Linked DNA regions of Homo sapiens: region 2 is linked to region 1. A link is a loop called in an ENCODE intact Hi-C map of the cell type or tissue named here. Cell type or tissue: psoas muscle. All regions are shown on one strand. Each heading gives the region's core, and the rest is flanking DNA. Links, peaks and the distances in the headings are about the cores only.

What was found. A loop is a pair of places that touch in the nucleus more often than their neighbours do. Peaks named below come from ENCODE experiments on the same cell type or tissue, not always from the same donor. Only the 100,000 strongest peaks of a DNase experiment are listed, where the experiment ranks them.
Region 2: it touches region 1 in a loop (4-fold over the local background); 1 of 110 quality-filtered maps calls a loop at or near these places.

Annotation. Positions count from the first base shown.
Region 1 is chr1:60,413,364-60,416,285 of GRCh38, reverse strand. No RefSeq gene overlaps it. Among named protein-coding and RNA genes, the nearest start is that of LINC01748, 210 kb to the left of the region's middle. In psoas muscle, for the core only: no CTCF peak of the experiment used is centred there; no DNase peak of the experiment used is centred there.
Region 2 is chr1:61,424,887-61,427,808 of GRCh38, reverse strand. It overlaps NFIA (nuclear factor I A), which reads right to left. Exons shown (of 11, transcript NM_001134673.4): 10 at 1,253-1,344. Among named protein-coding and RNA genes, the nearest start is that of NFIA-AS1, 170 kb to the right of the region's middle. In psoas muscle, for the core only: no CTCF peak of the experiment used is centred there; a DNase peak (open chromatin) is centred at 1,378; H3K27ac peaks cover 537 bases.

The DNA of each region.
Region 1 (2,922 bases), core at 191-2,690:
GTGTGTATGTGTTAGGGAGTAGTGATAATAAATTGCTGATTAAAAATCAGTCTCTTGCTTTAGGGTGCATTTTCTACCCATTTATCCCATGAGATCCCAAGAGTCACAGCAGAAAAACATGGGCTAAATCTTAGGCTAGAGGCAAGAATGTCTTTAATTCTCACATATTCAGCTTAAGTGACAAGGGCAGGTTTTGTAGGCCAAAGCCCTATGGTAATAAACAAGTTGAATTTCACTGGGGGATTCTGGACCCTATTACATCTCTTTCAGGTGTCTTTAGTGCTGGCAGTAAGTATTTGGGGATTCATGGCTTGGGAGTCTTTGTCAGGTGGCTTTCTGATTCATCACAAGCAACAAAGGCATTTTCTTAATTCATTTCAGAGAATGGTCCTGAAGCACTTCCTCTTTGGCAGGCACACAGCACATGGCCTGGGATATAAAGATAAGTAAGGGTCAATCTGTGTCCTTGAAACATTAAAACTTATGGCAGACATAGACACATAAATAATAAAGATGTAGCATGAAGAGTGCTATAAGAGATGAATATATAACTTTCTCTGGAAACATAGATGAGAAAGCAATTAATTCTGTCTAGGAGGAAGGTTATAATTTCCAGGAAAATGAATCAGAATGAATGAAGATAGGGGAGTGAGAATCCAGGGGGTCTAAAGGCATGGAGAAGGCCTGCATGTGGGGGTCACATACCTAAGGCCAAGTGGTGTGGGGAGGGAGGTTGGCCAAAAATTAAAAAGAAATAATTAGTTAACCAAGCCAGATTGATATGCATTGTATGGGAGTATCTTTTTTTTAATTCTGCGGTTTTCGCTGGGTTGTTTGCCCCAGAGAATCTTGCCATTAACTATGGAAGTTTTAGAAATGTTTTACATAGGAAATAACATGTCCAAATCTAATTTATTATTATTTTTTTAATTTCACAAGTTTTTTTTTTTTTTTTTTTTTTTTTTTTTAGAGATAAGGTCTTGCTATGTTGCCAGGGCTGGTCTTGAACTCTTGGCTTTAAGGGATTCTCCTGTCTCAGCCTCTCAAAACCTTGGCATTACAGGTGTGAGCCACAGGAACTGCCTGAAATCTATATTTTTGAAAGATAATATTGGTGGCATACTTGGCATGTACTGCAAGACCACTTAAAAGACTTGCATTAAGGCCAACCATGATGGCTCATGCCTGAAATCCCAGCACTTTGGGAGGCCGAGGCGGGTGGATCATGAGGTCAGGAGTTCGAGACCAGCCTGGCCAATATGGTGAAACCCCGCCTCTACTAAAAATACTAAAAGTAGCAAAGGACGTGGTGGCACCCGCCTATACTCCCAGCTACTTGAGAGACTGAAGCAGGAGAATCTCTTGAACCTGGGAGGCAGAGGTTGCAGTGAGCCGAGATTGCGCCACTGCACTCCAGCCTGGGCGACAGAGTAAGACTCCATCTCAAAGAAAAAAAAAAACAAAACGAAAAGACTTGCATTAAATGAGATAAGATAGGTACGATGAAGAAGACCTGGATAAGGGAAATAATCGTGGGCAGCAAGAAGGAGGATGATGCTACAGAAATGTCAGTGGTATCATTGCACAGATTTGGTGATTGACTAGCTGTGAAGAAGAAAATATCAAGAACGACTCTAAGATTTGTAATGTGGGCAGTTGGGTGGATGGAGATAATGCAAACTACATAGAAAAGGAAGACAAATAAGCAGTTTAGGGAAGAAGATGATGGTTTTGTATGTTTTAATTTGGTGAGCTTTTGTGTACCTTCTTACCAGAAATATTGGGTAAGCCACAGGAAATGGGAAATGTGGAAACAGGCTGGGACTTGGAATGTAGATTTCATACATAGGTGGTCAGCAAAGAGGAGGGCTTTGAAAGGACAAGAATGATGGAATCCAGCAGAGAGAGAATGTAGAATGAGAAGAAAGTTTGGAGCAGAACTCTGAGAGACTCAGCCATTCAAGGGTGAACATTCTTCCTCTGTACCTTTTATAATCTCTTCTCTCAGCTTATGACTTTAACCTCAGCTTCCTGAATCTTTTCATTGAGTTGACATATATGGTGAATTTCATCCAATATTTTATTTCAATAAATGTTACAGCTATTTAAAAAAAATTCTGTAAAAAACGATTTCCTTACCTTCTGCCAATTAAAAATTAGTCTCTTGCATGATGGACTCTTCTGCAGCAGATTTGGAACAGGACATAAATTGAGCCATGATTTCTACACAGGCAATTTAAGTGGGCCATATCCACAGGCAATACTGTAAAAATATGCAATTTGTGCCAGGTACGAAGCAGTGCACAGTGTGAACATACAAACCTCGATTCATTGGTGTTCTGAACGTGAAATCCCTCCATCAAACAGCACTGCCATCTGCTCAGAGGCAACTTTCCTGCAAACCCACCCCAGTACTAGAGAACAATGGAAACGGAGGCAGTTGCTGGGCTGTCTTTTCCTAGACAAAAGACTCAGTATTGCCAAAAGGAGAGGCTGCCCTGCAGCAAATTGCTGTGGCTTCAAGTGTCCCCTTCATCCAGATATCAGGAAACATCATGGGCCTGTGGGGATCTTGAAGAGATGGAAGTATCCACAGTTGAGAAGAAGATCCTTCTTTAGGAGGGGAGGTGTCTTCTGAGAATTCCACATAAGTAAAGTTGAAGCACAGAAAACACCCATAGTAGCTTAATGTCTCATTATAAACATCTCGCAAGAGGCCAGAGTAAATACCCCATGTTGCTATGCCATGGGGCCTTCACCCTGATCTTAAATGTCTTATGATCTGGAGGTCTGGAAGAAGCCAGTACTCATTTGGAAATGGATGGAATATTTTGAAGAACAGCCAAATACTGAATCCAAAGCAAGCAAATATCCATCCCTTCCTAATGGTGCTGGATGGGGCACAGAGGCAGGAGAGCCGTG
Region 2 (2,922 bases), core at 315-2,814, 1.0 Mb before region 1:
GCCAGTTTAAGAAGAAACAGCAGAGGTGGGAAATTCAAGAGTTAACCTTCTCCCTCCCCTTTTAGCTCCCCCTGTCCTCCCAGCTGCCTTCTCTGCTGATGCTGTACTTTCTGTGACCCTGCTTCAGTGTGAGGAAGGCTTCAGATACAATGCAGTTTAACCTGTGCTGTCGACATAGCAATAAACCAAAGCCCTTTACAGAGGGGGCAAATGGACCCAGGAAGGCAAATCTATCCCATTCATATAGCACCTGGCCATAGTTTTACAAACAGAGGCAAATAGTTATAAATTAGGCATCTGGAGATTCCACACACAGGCATGTGCACAAAATTGCTCCAAGAATGTTTTCAAACACCGCGCTAAGAACCTTACAGAGAAAATACTTTCCTTATGTTAATTATGATAAAATATCGCCATGTTCTAATTAGGAAATCAGAGAGTTTATTTCAAAACGTGAATCTAATTCTATTTCACAAACCTCTAAATGCCTCTACCTATACTAACTTTGAACTTAAAAAGCCTTTTACTGTTTCTCAATATACAGCAGCCATTCCAAAACTTTTCAAAAATATTTCTTCTCCTTGACCTAGACTAGCACAAAACACAACTGTCTATGGGCAGACAAGCTCTGGATGTCTGAGCAGTCCTCTTCTCTCAATCACCTGCTTCAGATATGACTCATACACACCCCTTGCCACCCACCGCACCTTGCTCCCCAGTGGTCAGCAGTAACCACTAATAAACACGTCTTATTTCTGGACCAACACCAGCAACTTAATAGGGCTCATATACCCTTTTCTCCCTCTTTCTTTTAGAAAGCTTGCCAGGTGCCTGGGGACCCTCTAATGAATACAGAGGAGTGGCTGGTCCCTCCATGCCCAGCATGCACTCTGATGTCACTGGCAACCAGATATTACTTTCAGGTTCTGTAGGGGCCTGCTTCTGTCTGCTTGCATTTAGAGGACCATGAATTCCTATAAGAGGGAACACACACTAGCTAACACTGGGAAACCTTTTTGTGCCATAGCTAAAACAGTTCTTCTTCTACCCACTCAATACAAGAAGCAAAAATTGCAGGCAAAATTTTCTGTGATTTCTGAGAACACATGGAAATGTGGCTGGTGGGATCAGGAGGAAAGGGAAGACTGGACAGGGTCTGGAAAATGTGGCCTTTTGTGCAAAAGACAAGTTAAAATGCACCTGATGAATAATACAAGCTGCACCACATACAGAAAAGATGAGAGCGGCCCACCTGTGTCTGTTGAGGGATATTTACAAAGCTTGGATCCCGTGGTCCAACACTGACGAATCGGTTTGCGGGGGAGGTGCTGGGTGTCGAGTAGGCTGTGAAGGGAAGGGACACATGCGTTCAGGAAGCGGCACGAGATTGCACACACAAACAACACCAAAACACACAGTCTCCGAGCCGACGCAGCTGATTAACAAGGAAATGTGCAAACACTGTAGCTAGCAAAGGGGTCTGGCTAGCAAGGGCATTTCAGACAGTCAAAAAAGGGGGAAGAGGGATTGGCTTCCAAAGACTGTTGGGATAAAATGATGTCAAACTAATGCTCAGACGAGCTATTTTCTCCTTCTACCATACAAATTAGAACATGCAGGACATTTGCAAAGTATACTTTCTGAGTTAAACATGAGCTCTGGAGTCAGAAAGAGATATCCTATTCTTTAGAGCAGAGGGAGAAAGAAATTAGGTAGGAAGGGGAGGAAAGCAGTTCATTTTACAAGCTTGCTTTTCACACCGTTACACTCTTAAAAAATCATGAAATGGTCCTGTGCCTCTACAGCTAGAGATCGAAGAGGAATCTTTATAGAAGGAACTAATGGGTTCTCCAGGAAGGAGATAGAAAACCATTCAGAATAAGCTGTCTTTAGAGGCCCTGTAGTGTCTAGAATCTTTATGATGCACAAAATATGCTTTTCATATTAACATTTGTAGTCTTCCCATCCTAGAACCTTTCTGTTCAGGCATAAACTATCAAGACCCTTTATCAACTAAGATATCACACTGGAACCTCAGGTACCACACTTCAGTTTACTATCCTTTCTTGGTTCATGGAAGTTTTGTTGTTGGTTTTTGTATCTGTACTTAAGAGCTTCTTTCTACTTTAATGGGAAAAAATTCAGTGGCTTTGTTGTTTCACTGGCTCATAAATCCAAAGGTACATTTTGTTTTTTGGTGTCCTTCAATTCACTTCTTTATCATCACCTCCAAGGATTTGTTCACATTCTTCCTCTGTACTAGAATCTTTAGACTGTTACTTAAAAATTTCAAATGTCTTAACAATAATTAAAAAGGCCTAAGGTTTTTAAACTAACTCCAGACACACATCATCTAAGAAACAATCTAGGTTTTTAAGCTAACTCTAGACAAACACCATCTAAGAAACAATCAGGATATGCAACTTTTTAAAACACAGATAATTGAGGGCATGATATCAAATTCCTGCCAGATTTTTTTTTTCCTTATTGACATCATCTGCTCCTCTTACTCTGGCTTTCTGTTTTACAGAAAATTGCTCATACTTCTTGTTTCTCTCATTAAACAAATCTAGGGATAAAATTTCCACCATCTGGCCCAGACCCTGTTGGTTGTCTTTGGTAAGAGCTAAGCCACCCAAACAGATCTGCAATGGTCACATGGATGTGGACATGGCTGTGTTAAAACGGCACTGAACAGAGGCTGAGCATGAGGGTCCCTGATGTCTCTTAAATAAGAAACTTTTTGTGGTAATAGTATTTGTTTTAGGAGGATCTATTCAGTAATGACTTTATTTAAAATGATCTAAATGTATGATATGTCATACTGTCTAGCAATGTAAATCTACTGATTTTGTCTCTAGCCCATGCTATGCCAGACTAATTTGAACAGATTTGAGAAATACCTCTGCCTTTAGCCATTCT